2 separate regions of the Homo sapiens genome follow, and region 2 is linked to region 1. A link is a loop called in an ENCODE intact Hi-C map of the cell type or tissue named here. Cell type or tissue: B cell. All regions are shown on one strand. Each heading gives the region's core, and the rest is flanking DNA. Links, peaks and the distances in the headings are about the cores only. Region 1 holds the start of SZRD1 (SUZ RNA binding domain containing 1). Region 2 overlaps SPATA21 (spermatogenesis associated 21).

Region 1 (9,685 bases), core at 1,200-9,199:
CTGCACTCCAACCTTGGCAACAGAGCAAGACCCTTCTGTCTTAAGAAAGGGGCCAGGCGCAGCAGCTCACGCCTGTAATCCCAGCACTTTGGGAGGCCGAGGCGGGCGGATCACGAGGTCAGGAGATCGAGACCATCCTGGCTAACACAGTGAAACCCCATCTCTACTAAAAATACAAAAAATTAGCCAGGCGTGGTGGTGGGTGCCTGTAGTCCCAGCTACTCGGGAGGCTGAGGCAGGAGAATGGTGTGAACCCGGGAGGCGGAGCTTGCAATGAGCCGAGATTGCGCCACTGCACTCCAGCCTGGGCGACAGAGCAAGACTCCATCTCGGGAAAAAAAAAAAAGGGGAAAAAAAAAAAGGAAAAAAAAGGAAGGGAGAGGGGGGAGCAGAGGGATGGGAGCAGAGGGAGGGGAGGGGAGGGGAGAAATTCTACATGATGTCAAAAAATTTTTGGCTGGGCATGATGGCTCATGCCTGTAATCCCAGCACCTTGGGAGGCTGAGGCGGGTGGAGATTGCCTGAGACAGAAATTGCCTGAGACTGCAGTGAGTGTTCCCCACTGCACCCCAGCCTGGGCAACAGAGCAAGACCCTGTCTCAAAGAAAAAAGACAAAAATTTTCTTGTGGTGTTGGAGGGCAGGGATCTCCAAAATCCTTTACTTCCAAGGATTAGAACTGCCGCTGGATTTTTGTGTAGTTTCAATTTTCCCATTTAGGTTATTAGTCTTCACCCAGTTTTTGCTGTTTTGGAGTAGGGTATTCAAAGCTCATTACCAGTAGGAAGAGGGGATAACCTGAAGCCAAGACTTTTACGCAATTGCCTATATATGAAAGACATGTATAGCCTGCAGTCCATTGGTTTCCCAGTGATGTGGACATAACATCTCCCTGGCTCCCCTCTTTCAAAAGTGCATATTTACAAGAACCTTTGTGAAATTTGAAAAGGGAATCAAATTCAAGACAGCGTTCAAATATAAGCCCAGACAAACTATTAAAAATGAAAGCTGGCTGAGGGCAGTGGCTCATGCCTATAATCCCAGAACTCTGGGAGGCTGAGGCAGGAGGACTGCTAGAGCCCAAGAATTCAAGGTTGCAGTAAGCTATGATTATGCCACTGCACTTCAGCCTGGGAAACCAAATGAGACCCTGTATCTAAAATAAATAAATATTTTTTTTTTTAATGAAAGCTGCCAGGCATAGTGGCACATGCCTATAATCTACTGGGAGGCCCAGCCTGGGCAATCTCATCTCAAAAAATAAAAAAAAAATTAAAAAAAAAAAGGCCAGGTGCAGCGGCTCATGCCTGTAATCCCAGCACTTTGGGAGCCTAAGGCAGGAGGATCACTTGAGGCCAGGAGTTCGAGATCAGCGTGGCCAACATGGTGAAACCCCGTCTCTACTAAAAATACAAAAATTAGCTGGGCGTGGTAGCATGCGCCTTGTAATCCCAGCTACTCGGGAGGCTGAGGCACGAGAATCGCTTGAACCTGGGAGGTAGAGGTTGCAGTGAGATGAGATTGAGCCACTGCACTCCAGCCTGGGCAATGGAGTAAGACCTTCTCTCAAACAAAAAAAAAAAAAAGGAAAAGAAAGAACACCCAATTCCCAAATTTTCCACATGTCCCCAGGTAGAGAGGTAGCAGCAAAATGCTAGAGAAAAAAAGCCCAGCCTTGAAGTCAGACATGCTTGGGATCAAATCCCAGCTTCCCCCAGCTGTGTGATCTTGCGCAAAACAGGTTACTCTCGAAACCTCCGTTTCCTTGTCTATAAAAGGGGGACAATGCCTCAACAGGTTGTTTCAAGGATTCAATTAAATAAAATATATTAGAGAACCTGCATTTTGGCAGAAGTGTTCATGATGTCAATAAGGCAAGGTTTGTGTTCCACCTCTGTAGTTTTTTTTTTTTGTTTTTTTTTTTGATGGAGTTTCACTCTTGTTGCCCAGGCTGGAGTGCAATGGCATGATCTCGGCTCACTGCAACCTCCGCCTCCTAGGTTCAAGCAATTCTCCTGGCTCAGCCTCCCAAGTAGCTAGGATTACAGGTATGTACCATAGGGTCCAGCTAATTTTTGTATTTTTAGTAGAGATGGGGTTTCACCATGTTGGCCAGGCTGGTCTGGAACTCCTAACCTCAGGTTATCCACCCACCTCAGCCTCCCACAGTGCTGGGATTACAGGCGTGAGCCACAGCACCTGGCCGCGGTACATTTTTAAAGGATATTACTAAAGTAAGGGATAGCAGAAAGAACTCTGGCTTTCTGCCTCCGCTGCTGCCATGGCTTCTGTGAAAAAGCCTGTGGTGAAGGGGGGCAAAAAAAAGAAGCAGGTTCTGAAGTTCACTCTTGAATGCACTCACCCCGTAGAAGATGGAATCATGGATGCTGCCAATTTTGAGCAGTTTTTGCAAGAAAGGATCAAAGTGAACGGAAAAGCTGAGAACCTTGGTGGAGGGATGGCGACCATTGAAAGGAGTAAGAGCAAGATCAACGTGACATCCGAGGTGCCTTTCTCCAAAAGGTATTTCAAATATCTCACCAAAACATATATGAAGAATAATTTACGTGATTGGTTGCTCCTAGTTACTAACAGCAAAGATAGCTACAAATTATGTTACTTCCAGATTAACCAGGACAAAGAGGAGGAAGATGAGGATTAAATTTCATTTATCTGGAATATTTTGTATAAGTTTTTCAATAAAACTTGGGAACCAAAAGAAAAAAGAAAGAACACGCGACAAGCGTCAGAAAGACCTAAGTCTCTAAATCTCACATCTCTAGGCTTATTCAGCTGTTAAATGGGGGACTGTACTAGCTATTTCTAATTGACTTACCCATTCTGAAAAACTAAAGTAAGCCCCAATTTCTGCTGAATCCTATTCATTTTTGTTCATTTGCCTCCAACTTCTCTAACATGAGGGATTTATGACCCTTTGAAACAGGTGAGGAAAACCAAAGAAAGGCCAAGATGCCCAAGAAACGTATCATTTGCATGATATTAAAGTTGTAAGCCAAGCTTTTTTATAGGGATGTCTGGATGATTCACTCAGATTAGTGGTAGGCAATAAACGCCTGTACCGAAAATGTTGCATTTTCTGGCACAAAGTCACTGATAAGCACACTGCCTAGCATATAGCAGACACTCAAAAATGCTGGTTGAATGAACAAGGAGCCAACTGACACCTGTTACTCCCTATAAAATCTTTAACTTTCTTAAGCCAAAACTCAAGAAAGATGGTTGTCACATTAAGAACTCTACTAAATATCCTCTGAACGAACGAATCCTTCAAATTCTCAATTATGCTAAATGGAAAAACATAAACAACCGTTGAGAGAAATGCTGAACCAGCGGAAAAAACTTCAAAGCCAAGTTTCAACATTCCCGTAGAGCTAGATACACCCACTGACTGCTGCCAGGGTCAATTTCCCGGCCTCTTCCAGAGCTCATAAGCACCCCCAAAAAGCGCTTAGGAAAAAAAACCCAGCGCCTACTCTACCCTGGTACGCTCGACTCCTCGCACACGTAAACCTTTAAGGTGGATGTCAGTGCAGCCAGCATTGAACAGACGCGAACACGGGGAGACAAAAAAAGCATCTCCCCATATTCACAAGGGTCACCACAGACAAACTCTGAAAAGACCAAATTATTCACAAATCTAAGAGAATTGACAGATCCTCTTTGAGATAAACTATTTTCCTACAGTTTCTGGAGGCAAACAAAAACTCCAAAAACAAGTCGAACGGTCCATCTCCCCACTCCTCTCCCAAGAATGTGGCTGTTTTACATATCACACCCTGGACTCCGACAAGCGAACTCCTAGACCTTCCCGGGGCCTCGGATCGCTGAGTGGCAGAGGAGCTGCCCCGCAGAGCTTTCGGTTGCTTTGGCAGAGTCCCCGTGAGACCTGCCTGCCTGCCCACAAACTCTTCTTGGAGTAAAAGTGAAAGAGAAAAAAAACCCGACTCGTCCACCGTGACGGATGGTGGGGGATTTTAGCAGAGTTGAGTAGCCCAAAGAGGATTCAATTTCCCCCCGCCCTCGGCTGCCTCCTCCCGCTTTCCTGCGAAGCCGGACATGCCTCCTTGGTCCGCGCAAGCCCCACCACCACCCACATGGTGTGTCCGTCCCGGTCAGAGCACAAGAACTTTAAAATGGTGCCTCGGGCCACAAGGCTCATCGGAAAGAGTCACAGAGGCCCACGGCCAGCAAGTGGGCGCGGGGGGTCAGGAAAGGAGGCCCCGGGTGGCGGGTGGGGCGCCCCGGGTGACGCGCGCGTTAGTGGGCGGAGGGAGGCGCACCAGGCAAAGGAAAGGAGAGAAATGGATCGCGGCCCCTTTAAGAGGCCTTCACGGCGCTCAGGAACTGGGGGCCTCTCCACCACCCCCAGCCCGGCGTATGGGGCCCTTCCTTGGGGAGAACTATCTCCAGACCCGCTCCCCGGAGGCTCCCCTCACGCCAGGTCTCGCCCGGCCCTGCCATGGGACGGCGGCTCCTCCTTACCCCGCTGTCTGCCGCCTCTTCCCAGCTCTCAGCGACCTCCTCATCTTCCATCTTACTCGCCGCTTTCCCTCCTCCCCCACCCCCTCCCCGCGCCTGCGCTTTGAAGCGCGCCTCCGTCGCGGGCGCAGGCACGCAAGGCTTTACTCAATGGACCCCGCCCGCTGCCAAGCCCGGAAGAGGCGCCAGGCAAGGTCCCAAGTGTACATTAGGGCAGCCATCTTGGAAGGGGGCAGAGAAGGCGGAAAGATGCCATCTTTCTTAAGGGCCAACGCGTTATCTGTCTTACAGAATGGGCGTTCAAGGGAAGTCCTCATCTCGAGTACCGGAAGTGTGTTCTGTGGAACCATCTTTTCTAAGGGCAGGCAATTAAAGAAAACTTTTTTTCTTTTAAAGTGAGTCGTAGTTTTCCTAAACTACAGATAATGGTATCTTCAGAATTCTGAAAACATTTTTAAACACCAACAAATGATGAAAAATATCTGCTGATGCAGAAAACATTTTATTATTTCTGATAGGGTGAAAATCATTACAGTATTTCCTGCTCATAAAGCAGTATTCTAATCATTTATTAACACTATATCCGCTACCGTAAGGTAAAGACGGTAAAGATAATATTGCACCTCAGTTGGGAGAACCAGTGGGATTCCCAGCTACTAAGTTCTCCTGGGTCTTTAATGGTAGATAAATACGTTAGTATTACCTCTAAAAATTACTGGCCAGGCGCGGTGGCTCACGCCTGTAATCCCAGCACTTTGGGAGGCCGAGACAGGCGGATTACCTGAGGTCAGGAGTTCAAGACCAGCCTGGCCAACATGGTGAAACCCCGTCTCTACTACAAATACAAAAATTAGCTGGGCATGGTGGCACACGCCTATAATCCCAGCTACTCCGGAGGCTGAGGCAGGAGAACTGCTTGAGCCAGGGAGGTGGAGGTTGCAGTGAGCCGAGATCATGCCACTGCACTCCAGCCTGGCCGACAGAGTGAGGCTCTGTCTCAAAAAAAAAAAAAATTATTTATGTCAGGGCAGGCGTAGTGGCTCACACCTGTAATCCCACTTTGGGAGGCCAAGGTGGGCAGATCACCTGAGGTCAAGAGTTCGAGACCAGCCTGACCAACACGGAGAAACCCCGTCTCTACTTAAAATGCAAAATTAGCTGGGCATGGTGGCACATGCCTGTAATCCCACCTACTCGGGAGGCTGAGGCGGGAAGATCGCTTGAGCCTGGGAGGCGGAGGTTGCAGTGAGCCAAGATTGCGCCATTGCACTCCAGCCTGGACAACAAGAGCAAAACTCTATCTCAAAAAAAAGTTATTTATGTGGCCGGGCATGGTGGCTCACGCCTATAATCCCAGCACTTTGGAAGGGTGAGGCGGGGGGATCGCTTGAGCCCTGCAGTTTGAGACCAGCCTGGGCAACGAGGCAAAAGCCCATCTCTACTAAAAAAAAAAAAAAAAGCTGTGTGATCTTAACGCAAGTTACATAAGGATTCTATGTCTCAGTTCCCCAAGTGTATACATTAGAGATAGCTACTTCAAAAGTAGATTGTAAGAATTTAACCAGTTACTATGCTGAAATGCCTAGAACAGTGCCTGACCCATAGTAAGAGTCCTAAGGGTTAGCTATTATCATTATGGGAGTGTCTTGTCTGCCCGAGGAAGATTTATAATTGTCACTTCTGTAATCATCCTTTCTTAAAATATAAGGACAGGGAGATGCCAGGCGCGGTGGCTCACGCCTATAATCCCAACACTGTGGGAGGCTGAGGTGGGCGAATCAGTTGAGGTCAGGAGTTCAAGACTAGCCTGGTCAACATGGTGAAACCCCATCTCTACTAAAGATACAAAAATTAGCCGGATGTGGTGGCAAGCACCTGTAATCCCAGCTACTTGGGAAGCTGAGGCAGGAGAGTTGCTTGAACCCAGGAGGCAGAGGTTGCAGTGAGCCAAGATTGCGCCATTGCACTCCAGCCTGGGCAACAAAGCGAGACTCTGTCTCAAAAAAAAAAAAAAAGGCAGGGAGATAAGCAAACACCATGTGTTTATATTCTTACTGACATGTTCCTGTTTTTCTCTCAGTTTTAAATACATGTCATTCAGTAGTGTTGCATTTGGCTGCTATAACCAAGTTATCTGACTTGGAATGTGTTTTTTCTTGTATTTTTAGTATGCCATTAATCTTTCTGAAGTAAAACCTTCCTGCTGTGAAATTTCATAATTTGTATTCTTTTTTTTTTTTTTTTAGACATAGTCTCACTGTCGCCCAGGCTGGAGTGCAGTGGCGCAATCTTGGCTCATTGCAGCCTCTGCCTCCTGGGTTCATGTGATTCTCCTGCCTCAGCCTCCCGAGTAGCTGAGACTATAGGTGCTTGCCACTATGCCCAGCTAATTTTTGTATTTTTAGTAGAGGCCAGGTTTCACCATGTTGGCCAGACTGGTCTGGAACCCCTAACCTCAGATGATCTGCCTGCCTCAATCTCCCAAAGTGTTGGGATTACAGGTGTGAACCACTCTGCCCGTCCTGTTATTTGTATTCTTAATGATTATCATCATAAACTGCAACCATGTGTTAAATGTTACTGGTCTTTATTTAGAAGCTTAAGTGATATGCTTACTAATTCTCTGGTTTCACAACTTCCTGACTCTGAAATATTGTTCATTTCCAGGGTCTGTCCTCAGTCCACTGTTCTTACCTAGATGTTCATGGTATAAGCCACCCACTGTATGCTGAAGACTGCCAAAGTTGACTTCTAGCTGTGAACTGACCTGGTGTTTCTGATTCTGATTTTTACAGCTAGGCTTCTTATTGCCATCTCCACATGGATATTCCACTAGCAGCTTTTAAGTCTCTAAAACTCAAGTAATTCTCGGCCGAGCGCAGTGGCTCACGCCTGTAATCCCAGCACTTTGGGAGGCCAAGGCAGGCGGATCACGAGGTCAGGAGTTCGTAGACCAGCCCGACCAACATGGTGAAACCCCGTCTCTACTAAAAATACAAAAATTAGCCAGGCGTGGTGGCGCATGCCTGTAATCCCAGCTACTCAGGAGGCAGAGGCAGGAGAATCGCTTGAACCCGGGAGGTGGAGGTTCCAGTGAGCCGAGATCATGCCACTGCACTCCAGCCTGGGTGACAGTGAGATTCCATCTCAAAAAACAAACAAACAAACAAAAACCAAAAAAAAAAACCACACAAAAACTCAGTAATTCTGTTGAGTTCACCAATTTCATGGATTTTTGGCTTATTCACTCTGTGAGATTATATTTACTTGGAATACATTCTACTGTGAACCCATTCGTTGAAGTAAATTATCCTGACTGAGTCTTGGCAACAGCAAAGTGGTTGAAACTGTCAGACGGGGCTGGGCGCGGTGGCTCACGCCTGTAAATCCCAGCACTTTGGGAGGCCAAGGCGGGCAGATCACGAGGTCAGGAGATTGAGACCATCCTGGCTAACACGGTGAAACCCCGTCTCTACTAAAAATACAAAAAAAAAAAAAAATTAGCCGTGTGTGGTGGTGGGCGCCTGTAGTCCCAGCTACTCGGGAGGCTGAGGCAGGAGAATGGTGTGAACCTGGGAGGCAGAGCTTGCAGTGAGCCGAGATCGCACCACTGCACTCCAGCCTGGGCGACAGAGCAAGAGTCCGTCTAAAAAAAAAAAAAGTATACAGAAACTGTCAGACATAACCTCGTTCTGGAGCAATAGTTTTTCCTAAATGCAAGTGACTCCTATATTTAAGCTTTGTCGTTATGCCATATTACCAGCAGAGGGAGATGGTTTCTTACAATTTAGCATATTGGGCAACGACCCTTAACAAAAGCATTAGTTGTGCATTTCTGGGACTGCATTTTCAAGGAGACAAGAAAGATGGAGACCTTGGAAATCATCTGAAAATGCTGCAAATGAAATAGTTTTTGTTCCACAAAATGGGTAACCAGGAGGTCAGTCTTAGTTAATCACATAGACCCCTTGTGACCTTGGGCAAGTCTCTTCTCTCTCAGTCTGATTCCTCATCTGTAAAATCAGGGATGGAACCAAATTAGCTCTAAAATTGAAAAAGTAGTGGCAGTTTCTTCTTCCAGGGATAAGCCCAAAAAGTTGAGGCAGTGGCGGCCTGGCACCGTGACTCACGCCTGTAATCCCAGCACTTTGAGAGGCCGAGGCAGGTGGAAGATGAGGTCAAAAGATCAAGACCATCCTGAACGTGGTGAAACCCCTTCTCTACTAAAAATTCAAAAATTAGCTGGGCGTGATGGCACGCGCCTGTAGTCTCAGCTACTAGGGAGGCTGAGGCAGGAGAATCGCTTGAACCTGGGAGGCGGAGGTTGCAGTGAGCTGAGATCATGCCATTGCACTCCACCCTGGCCGATAGGGTGAGACTTTGTCTCAAAAAAAAAAAAAAAGTTGAGGCACACAATACACAGGTATTGTCAGAGGCCCTAAAGCATGAGTCTTTCTCTCTCTCTCTCACTCTTTCTGCTCTCACTCGGTCACCAGGCTGGAGTACAGTGGCACAATCATGGCTCACTGCAACCTCCACCTTCCAAGCACAAGTGACCCTCCTGCTTCAGCCTCCTGAGTACTGAGTAGCTGGGACTATAGGTGTGTGCCACCACACCCAGCTAAGTTTTTGCATTTTTTTTTTTTTTTTGGAGATGGAGATTCTCTCTTGTCACCCAGGTTGGAGTGCAATGGCGTGATCTTGGCTCACTGTATCCTCCGGATTCAAGCGATTCTCCTGCCTCAGCCTTCTGAGTAGCTGAGATTAGAGGCCTGGGCCACCATACCCAGCTAATTTTTTTTTTTTGACAGAATCTTGCTTTGTTGCCCAGGCTGGAGTGCAATGGTGTGATCTCGGCTCACCACAAGCTCTGCCTCCCGGGTTCAAGCGATTCTCCTGCCTCAGCTTCCCAAGTAGCTAGGATTACAGGCGCCTGCCACCAAGCCTGGCTAATTTTTGTATTTTTAGTAGAGACCGGGTATCACCATGCTGGCCAGGCTGGTCTCAAATTCCTAACCTCAGGTGATCCACCCGCCTCGGCCTCCCGAAGTGCTGGGATTACAGGTTTGAGCCACCGTGCCCAGCCCGGTGTATTGTATTATTAGTGGAGACAGTTTCTCCATCTTGGCCAGGCTGGTCTCAAACTCCTGACCTCAGGTGACTTTTTTTTTTCCTGAGACAGAGAG
Region 2 (9,685 bases), core at 172-8,171, 54 kb before region 1:
GTGCTTGTAATCCCAGCACTTTGGGAGGCTGAGGTGGGAGGATTGCTTGAGCCCAGGAGTTTGAGATCAGGGCAACATGGTGAAACCCCGTTCCTACAAAAAATACCAAAGTTAGCTGGATGTGGTGGCACATGTCTGTGGCCCCAGCTACTCCAGATACTGAGATGGGAGGATCCCCTGAGCCTGGGGTCCAGGCTGCAGTGAGCCAAGATCACACCACTGTGCTCCAGCCTGGGTGACAGAGTGAAACCCTGTCTCAAAAAAAATAAAAATAAAAAAATAAATAAAAAATTTTAAAAAGATATGGTTAGAGTATATTGCCTTTCCCAAACTTATTTGACCACAAGATCTTTTTTTATTTATCTGTAAGATTTTTTTTTTTTTTGAGACAGTCTTGCTCTGTCGCCCAGGCTGGAGTGCAGTGGCGCAATCTCGGCTCACTGCAAGCTCTGCCTCCCAGGTTCATGCCATTCTCCTGCCTCAGCCTCCCAAAGTGCTGGGATTACAGGTGTGAGCCACCGCACCCAGCCTGGTAAGATTTATTTTTAACAGCTTCAGTAAGGTATAATTGGCATTCACTTGCACATACTTTAAGTGTACAATTTAATATTTTGACATATGTACACACCCACAAAACCATCCCCACAATCAAGAAAGCAAACATAGCCATCACCCCAACCATTTCCTCATGCCCTTTCTCATCCCCCCTCCCACTAGTCTATCCCCAGGCGACTACCAACTATCACTATAGATTTGTTTGTATTTCGTGGAATTTTACACAAATGAAATTGTACAGTGTACATTCTTTCTGTCTGGCTTCGTTCACTCCACATGACTATTTGAGATTCATCTAGGTCGGGTGCGGTGGCTCAGCCTGTAATCCCAGCACTCTGGGAGGCTGAGGCGGGTGAATCACCTGAGGTCAGGAGTTCAAGACCAGCTTGGCCAACCTGGTGAAACCCCGTCTCTACTAAAAATATAAACATTAGCTGGGCATGGTGGCAGGTGCCTGTAGTCCCAGCTACTCGGGAGGCTGAGGCAGGAGAATCACTTGAACCTGGGAGGCGGAGGTTGCAGTGAGCTGAGATCATGCCAGTGCACTCCAGCCTGGAGAACAGAGTGAGACTCTGTCTCCAAAAAAAAAAAAAAAAAAAAAGGAGAGAGAGAAAGAGAAAGAAATTCATGTATTGTGTGTATCAACATGTTGTTCTTTTGGTTGCTCAGTAATATTTCCATTCTATGGATATACCATAATATACCACTTTTTTTTTTTTTTTTTTTTTGACATGGAGTCTCACCCTGTTGCCCAGGCTGGAGTGCAGGGGTGTGATCTTGGGTCACTGCAACCTCCACCTCCTGGGTTCAAGTGATCCTCCCACCTCAGCCTCCTGAGTGGCTGGGATTACAGGCACGTACCACCACGCCCAGCTAATTTTTGTGTTTTTAGTAGAGACAGGGTTTCACCATGTTGGCCAGGCTGGTCCTGAACTCCTAATCTCGTGTGATCCACCCACTTAGGCCTTTATTATTTTTTTTCAAGAGACAGAGTCTCACTCTGTCGCCCAGGCTGGAGTGCAGTGGTGTGATCATGGCTTACTGCAACCTCCACCTCCTGGGTTCAAGTGATTCTCGTCCCTCAACCTCCCAAATAGCTGGGATTACAGACATGAGCCACCATGCGTAGCTAATTTTGTGTAGAGACAGAATTTCTCCATGTTGGCCAGGCTGGTCATGAATTCCTGACTTCAAGTGATCCACCTGCCCCTCAGCCTCCCAAAATTCTGGGATTGCAGGTGTGAACCACCACACCTGGCCAAAACCTCCTCTTTTTAAGGAGGCTCATGAAGGATTCTTGTTCTTTGAAGTATCCCTTGGAAAATCCCATTAAGGCTGAGCATGGTGACTGATGCCTGTAATCCCAGCACTTTGGGAGGCTGAGGCAGGAGGAATGCTTGAGCCCAGGAGTTCAAGACCAGCCTGAGCAACATAGTGAGACCTCATCTCTACCAAAAATTAAAAAATATCAGCCAGGCGTGGTGACAGGTATTTGTAGTCCCAGCTACTTGGGAGGCTGAAGCAGGGGGATCCCTTGAGCTCAGGAGGTCAAGGCTACAATGAGCTGTGTTCTTGCCACTGCACTCCAGCCTGGGTGACAGAGTGAGACTTGTCTCAAAAAAAAAAAAAAATACACACACACACAAAGGAAAACCCTATTTAAAGGGGATCTTCTCAATTTTCCAGGCTCTCATTCCACTCCCATAGGGAAGTGTGGTTCTTTGGGTAGGCCACGCCTTCTCTGGGCTTCAATTTCCTCACCCTTCAAAATGTGGGAGTACCTGTGCTACCTTCTAGGGGCACTAGGAGAATTAAGTAAGATGATGCCTGAAGTGCTGGGACCCTAGTAAGTGTGTAATAACTGGTCTCCAGTTCGCCTGGAGCATTGAGGTTCACCTGGGAACGAGGATGGAGCTCCCCAGCCGTGGTGTCCTTGTCCTTGACAGGGCTCCGGATATCAATCCACCCCCAGTCACCAGGCAGACATGGTGCAGCCAGCAGAGCCTTGCTGCCGCTTGGCCAGCCATGGCCAGCCACTGGGAGGCAAGCACCCCAAGGAGGCAGGTGTCCCACACATCAGGCCACAGGAGGCTCCGCCAGAGCCCAGCCCAGGGGGACATGGGGACAGCTCTCAGGAAGCAATGCCCCCAATGTCCGTCGTGGCTCCAGAGGAAAAGACAGTCAACCCCTTCCTGCCATCCACGCCTGGACCTAAAAAAGCAAAAGGAGGGTAAGTCATCATCCAGTGCCATCCCCTGCCCCCAACAAGGATGCTCTTCTGCTGAGTTTCAGGTGGGGTGAATTCTAGTCCAGACTGCTCCTGACCTGGTAGAGGACCTTGGGCAAGTCATGCTCCGCTGGGTCTCAATTTCCCCATCTGTGTAATGGCTGGAATACCAGAATTCTTGGTTCCGTGAGCCTGTATATATGAGGATGTGGGGACATAAGGAGCCCCCTGAGATGAGAAGGCCAAGGGGATGAGGCTGGGGTGGAACTGAGTGTCCTGGGGGCTGAGAGGGGAGGGCAGGGGGGCAAACCTTCAGCTGAGCGCTTCCCCCACCTGGGGGTTTCTCTTCTATTCAGGGGTGAGGCTGTGGAGACCCACCCAGCACCGGGGCCTCTTCCTCCACCAGTAAGTAGGGCCATAGGGGGAACGGGGACGAGCTGTGTAGGAGAAAGGCAGGGGGGATCAGGAGGAGGAAGAGGGCAGAAGCGGATGTGGCACGTCAAACCCCTATTTGGAGTCAAACCAAGGAAGGTGTGTGTGGCTGTGTGTTAAAGTGCACATGGATGTGCACACGTGTGTGTGTGTGCCTGTGCCTGTGTGTATGCATGTGTGTGTATTCTGGGTGGGCATCAAGAATGCTCTTACACTCTGGAGCCCTTGGGTTCATCCCAGGTGGTGGCTTGTTCCACATCAGCATGGATTTCTTCCACCCATTTGCCCTCGGCCACAGCCACACAATCCAAAGCATCCCTGAACACCTGGGAGGCTTCCCCGACCCCTCCCAGCCATCCTTCCCTCCCCAAGCTCTGCCACTTCCTAGTTCTTTGACCTGACCAGGCAACCTGCAAATACACAGTCACTAGCATGCATGCCCTGCCAGCATCTGCCCTGTCTCATCCTGTTCTGTTCATTGGCAAAACCCCACCCTGGCTAAACTCACTCAGCCTTGTACCCATGTTGAGCAGCTTAATGCGGTTGGAGAACATCCTGTCTTATTGATGGGTTTCACTTTCAAGCATTAACCACTCATGTCAGATGCTGCCTGCAAGTCTCACTTTTCCTTGGCCACACCGCCCTCCCTCCGCTCCAGGTCATCATTTCACAACAGCATCCCCCACGCCCCTCATCTCACTCATGTGTCACTGACAAACAGAAGCATCAGATGAGAAGAAGCATCCCCAAACCCACCACCCTCCCTGCCTTGATTTGGCTGCAATGGGAGCTGTGAAGATGGGCCCCTGCTCCCATGGCTGTCTCCCCATTTATTCATTAGCTCTCGTCCCCTCCCCCCACCACATGATCCCTCTCTGCGTTACTACAGGACGATTCCATCAGCATACAAACATGGCTCAGCCTCCACAATATCAAAAGCTGCCTTTCTTTCTTTCTTTCCTTTTTTTTGAGACAGAGTCTCTGTTGCCCAGGCTGGAGTGCAGTGGTGTGATCACGGCTCACTGCAACCTCCACCTCCCGGGTTCAAGCTAGTCTCAGCCTCCTGAGTAGCTGGGACTACAGGCGTGTACAAACATACCTGGCGTCAAAAGCCGTCTTTCCTTGCTCCCCTTTGCAGCCCCATCCCTCAATAATTGTCCCCCTCACCTCCTCCGCTTGTCTTTTCTCAACACATCCCCATATGAGAGCTTTTATCGGGGTCTCCATAATCTCCATCTGGCTTATCAAATGGAAGAGCTCTGTCCTTACAGAGCCCACCTCGCAACAGCAGAAGACACAGTGGCTCCCTCTCTCCTCAATGCTGCCTTCTCCAGGCTCCATGACAGCCCTACCTTGGTTCTCCTCCCATGTCACTAGCAACTCCTTCCCAGTCTCCCTCCCTAGTTCCTCCTCATCTTCTCCACCCTCGGGGCTCCACCCTCTGGTCTCCCATCTCCATTCTCTCCCTGGATGATCTCATTCAGTCCCTCTGATGATTCCCAAATCCATATCTTCAGGCGAGACTTTGCCTTTTTCTTTTTTTGAATTGACAGAGTCTCTGTTGCCCAGGCTGAAGTGCAGTGGCGCAATCTCAGCTCACTGCAACCTCTGTCTCTGAGGTTCAAGCAATTCTCTTGCCTCAGCCTCCCGAGTAGGTGGGATTACAGGCAAGCACCACCTCACCCGGTTAATTTTTGTATTTTTAGTAAAGATGGGGTTTCACCATATTGGTCAGGCTGCTCTCGAACTCCTTACCTCCGGTGATCCGCCCGCCTCAGCCTCCCAAACTGCTGGGATCACAGGCGTGAGCCACCATGCCCAGCCATAGACCTTGCCTTTAAATTCCATGTTCATATATCCAATGGCCTACTTGAATTCCCTCTGGCTGGCTAATTCACTTCTCAAACATGACCACAGCAGTCTTCTTCAGCCCAGCAAATGACACTGCCTTTCTCACCCAAGGGGCTCATGCAACCCAGCTCAAAATCACCTCTGATTCCTCCTTTTCCCTCTATAATCCTTTCACGTGTCAACAAGCCCTGTTTAGTGCTACCTACAAAATAAATCCTGAATCCGTCCCTTCCTTCCACTCCCTCTTTCATTACCCTAGTCCAAGCCTCATCTTCTTAGAATAAGATCCAAAATCTTCACCAAGAGCCATAAAGCCCTATGTCTAGCCACTCTGGTCTAACCTCCAGCCCTTGGATATGCTAAGCCTAGTCTCACCCCAGGGCCTTTGAATGTTCCTGTGCCTGAACTCCTCTTCATAGACAGTCTTACGGCTCTCTTGAGTCATTCACTTTCAATTTCGACATCAGTTTTTCCACAAGGCCTTCCCTGGCCAGCCATCTCAAGGAGCCTGTCAGCCACACTCAGCCTATCACATTGTCCTGTTTTATTGTCTTTGTAGTACTTTCTCCCTCCGACATTATCTTTAAGTTGTCAACCTATTCATTATCTAGAACGCAAGCTCCCTGAGGGCAGCCTTGCTAGTTGACTTACTCCTCTATGCTTTGTGCCTCAAACAATGCCCAGCACGTGGTAGGTACTCAACAGGAATGTGTTGAATAAATGAATGGATGGGAATAAGATGAGGTACCTCTCCAGACTAGTGAGAAGTCAGATGAGAAATAAGAACTAGGCCGGATGCAGTGGCTTATCCCTGTAATCCAAGCACTTTGGGAGGCCGAGGCAAGTGGATCACCTGAGGTCAGGGGTTCAAGACCAGCCTGGCCAAAATACAAAAATTAGTGGGGCATGGTGGCGTGCACCTGTTGTCCCAGCTACTTTGGAGGCTGAGGCAGGAGAGTCACTTGAACCCGTGAGGCAGAGGATGCAGTGAGCCAAGATAGCGGCACTGCACTTCAGCCTGAGAAACAGAGCAAGCCTCTGTCTTGGAAAAAAAAAAAAGAGAGGGTATGGTGGCTCATGCTTGTAATCCCAGCACTTTGGGAGGCTGAGGCGGGAGGATCATGAGGTCAGGAGATCGAGACCATCCTGGCTAACAAGGTGAAACCGCTTCTCTACTAAAAATACAAAAAAATTAGCTGGGCATGGTGGCGGGCACCTGTAGTCCCAGCTACTTGGGAGGCTGAGGCAGGAGAATGGCATGAACCCAGGAGGCAGAGCTTCCAGTGAGCCGAGATCACGCCACTGCACTCCGGCCTGGGCGACAGAGCGAGACTCCATCTCAAAAAAAATAAAAATAAAAAAAAGAGAGAGAGAAATAAGAACTATTCCTTGCCTGTGTGTTTCTGCCTTTTACCCCATCCCTACCCCATGCAAAGCGTGGGCTGGATACTGTGGGGGAGAAGAGGAGAGGGCACAATTTAGCTCTGCAAGTACATACTGAGTGTCTGTGGCATACCAGGCCCAGTGCTTGGAGAGAAAGGACAAGGAAAGCCGGGGAGGGCCCCTGCTCCCTGCTCTGGAGGATGCAGCTGAGCTGGTGGCACCACAAGAGATGAGAGGTCCTGGACAGGAAGTCCTGCAGGCACTCAGAGGAGCCCTGGGGCCAGCAGGTAGCTTTCTGGAGAGGGAGGACTGATATTAGGCCATACAGAGGGAATGGAATACAGACAGAGCCAGGGAGTAGAAAGGGCGCCCAGGGCCAGGTGCAGTGAGTGGCTCACGCCTGTAATCCCAACACTTTAGGAGGCTGAGGTGGGCGGATCACCTGAGGTCAGTAGTTCAAGACCAACCAGGTCAACATGGTGAAACCCCATCTCTATTAAAAACACAAAAAATGGCCGGGCACGGTGACTCATGCCTGTAATCCCAGCACTTTGGGAGGCCGAGGTGGGCGGATCACCTGAGGTCAGGAGTTCGAGACCAGCTTGGCCAACATGGGGAAAAAAAACCCCGTCTCTACTAAAAATACAAAAAAATTAGCCAGGCGTGGTGGCAGGTGCCTGTAATCCCAGCTATTCAAGAGAGAATCGCTTGAACCTGGGAGGCAGAGGTTGCAGTGAGCCAAGATCGTGCCATCGCACTCCAGCCTGGGGAACAAGAGCGAGACTTTGTCTCAAAAAAAAAAAAAAAAAGCCCACAAAAAAATTAGCTGGGCATGGTGGCAGGCACCTGTAGTCCCGGCTACTTGGGAGGCTGAGGCAGGAGAATCATTTGAACCCAGGAGGCAGAGGCTGCAGTGAGCCAAGATCTTGCCATTGCACTCTAGCCTAGGCAGTGAGTGAAACTCCGTCTCAAAAGAAAAAAGGCAAAGAAAAGAAAGGGCAGCCAGGCAGCAGACCCATCACAAGGAAAGTTACAGAGATGGGAAGGAAGGTGAATGAAAAGTGACGATGGAGAGGGCCATCATCTGGGCCTCGTGGGACAAGCATATTGGATACAATGGACAGAGCGGCTGAAAAGCTAGACTGGCTGTGATATGAAGCCTCCAGGATGTGAGGCAGGCTCACCGTGTACTGGTTACCAACTTGTCTTGAGTCCAGTGAGGCAGAATACCCATGCATACATGTTATAAAAGTGAGTTTATTACTAAAGATGGGCAACAAAGGACAATAGAAGCCTAGGATCCACTGTGAGCCTGGGCCCCAAGGCTCAGGAAAGCTGTCTGGGACAGAGGGAGTCCTGTCTGCGTGTGCCGCACTTGCTGAGGGACCGCAGAAAGCAGCACACCCTGGGTTTTATACATCAAGGTGACATGATTTGCTGGGCTAAAGCCTTGAAGGCCATCCTATTTCTGGGGCTCAGGGGAGTGGAACAGATCCTGGGGTGTTCCAGCCAGTCCCTCCCTATCTTAGGATATTGCATTCCCACCACATTCTTTTTTTTTTTTTTTGAGATGGAGTCTCTCTCTGTCGCCCAGGCTGGAGTGCTGTAGTGGTGTGATCTCAGCTCACTGCAACCTCCACCTCCCGGGTTCAAGCAATTCTCCCGCCTCAGCCTCCCAAGTAGCTGAGATTACAGGCATATACCACCACGTGTGGCTAATTTTTGTATTTTTAATAGAGACAGAGTTTCGCCATGTTGGCCAGGCTGGTCTTGAACTCCTGACCTCAAATGATCCACCCGCCTCAGCTTCCCAAAGTGCTGGGATTACAGGCATGAGCCACCGTGCCCGGCCCCCACCACATTCTTTAACTGTGTAATCTTCAGAACTACAAGTGAGAAATGAGAGAGAACTGGGTGGGTCCAAGGCCCACCTGCACCAGAGACCCATCCTGCACAGTCGTGGAGTGAAGCATTTGGCCTTAGCACTTCAATGACACTCTTAACACCTTGCAAAAAGCTGGGCCTAGGAAGAAATACTAGACTAGAGCACCCCGAGGCTGGGCACTAGGCACCCCTGTACCCACGTGACTGCACTTGTGGCACAGATGGATGAAGGGATGGGTGTGACAGTCACAGGGAGCCCCTGCAGGCTCGGGGGTAGCAGAGCAGTGACAGAAGAGCTGCACAGAGGTCAATGCAGTGGCCTGTTCAGGACACCTGGTGCCAGGTGGAAGGGGCTCAGAGAAGGCAGAAGGAGGAATCCAGGTGTGTGAGGGTTGGAGAAGCTGGAGGGAAAGATGTCAGGGCCTTGGCACCATCGTTCACCCACAGGCTGAGCGCCTGCTGGGAGCAAAACTTGGTGCTGGATCCTGAAATAATAGGAGACATTTGGCCGGGTGTGGTGGCTCACGCCTGTAATCCCAGCACTTTGGGAGGCCGAGGTGGGCGGATCACAAGGTCAGGAGATCGAGACCATCCTGGCTAACATGGTGAAACCCCGTCTCTACTAAAAATACAAAAATTAGCCAGGCATGGTGGCGGGCGCCTGTAGTCCCAGCTACTCGGGAGGCTGAGGCAGGAGAATGGCGTGAACCCGGGAGGTGGAGCTTGCAGTGAGCCGAGATCACACCAACACACTCCAGCCTGGGTGACAGAGCGAGACTCCGTCTCTAAAAAAGAATAATAATAATAATAATAGGAGACATTCTGAGACAGACTTCTACCCACCTTGGGGCTCAGAGTCTGTATCTGCAACAGGGGCAGAGGCCCCGGACTTTGGAAGCCCTGTAGTCCCCAGAGGGCCATGGGGAGTCCCCGGAGGGCCATGATGACAGTGAGGCTGGATTCATGGCCACCATCTTGGGCCCCAATATCACAATGGAGCAGGAGCCCCAGAACTGATTTTTTTTTTGAGGGTCACATTCTGCCACCCAGAGTGCTAGAGTGCAGTGGCACAATCTTGGCTCACTGCAACCTCCGCCTCCTGGGCTCAAGTGATCCTCCCACCTTAGCCCCTTCAAGTAGCTGATAGTACAGGCGCGAGCCATCATGCCTGGCTAATTTTTGTATTTTCTGTAGAGACAGGGTCCCACCATGTTGCCCAGGCTCTTCTCGAACTCCTGAGCTCAAGCGATCCACCTGCCTCAGCATCCGAAAGTGTTAGGATTACAGGCATGAGCCACTGCGCCTGGCCCAGAACTGCTTTTAATTGCTAGTTTGTTTTAGGCTTGACAGAAA

The links. A loop is a pair of places that touch in the nucleus more often than their neighbours do. Peaks named below come from ENCODE experiments on the same cell type or tissue, not always from the same donor. Only the 100,000 strongest peaks of a DNase experiment are listed, where the experiment ranks them.
Region 2: a loop joins it to region 1, with 13 times the contacts of the local background. A loop is called at or near these places in 10 of 110 quality-filtered maps.

The regions. Positions count from the first base shown.
Region 1 is chr1:16,362,126-16,371,810 of GRCh38, reverse strand. It overlaps SZRD1 (SUZ RNA binding domain containing 1), which reads right to left and starts at 4,569. Exons shown (of 4, transcript NM_001114600.3): 1 at 4,503-4,569. The coding sequence starts at 4,553. It also overlaps the pseudogene RPL22P3. RefSeq lists enhancers at 3,773-4,062, 4,813-4,872, 8,083-8,232, 8,303-8,352. In B cell, for the core only: CTCF peaks have their summits at 8,043 and 8,245 (motif pointing right); DNase peaks (open chromatin) are centred at 4,010, 4,310, 4,640 and 8,260; H3K4me3 peaks cover 2,563 bases; H3K27ac peaks cover 2,483 bases.
Region 2 is chr1:16,415,011-16,424,695 of GRCh38, reverse strand. SPATA21 (spermatogenesis associated 21) reads left to right here. Exons shown (of 13, transcript NM_198546.1): 4 at 2,725-2,785; 5 at 3,139-3,187. Among named protein-coding and RNA genes, the nearest start is that of SPATA21, 18 kb to the left of the region's middle. In B cell, for the core only: no CTCF peak of the experiment used is centred there; a DNase peak (open chromatin) is centred at 3,745; H3K4me3 peaks cover 467 bases; H3K27ac peaks cover 1,087 bases.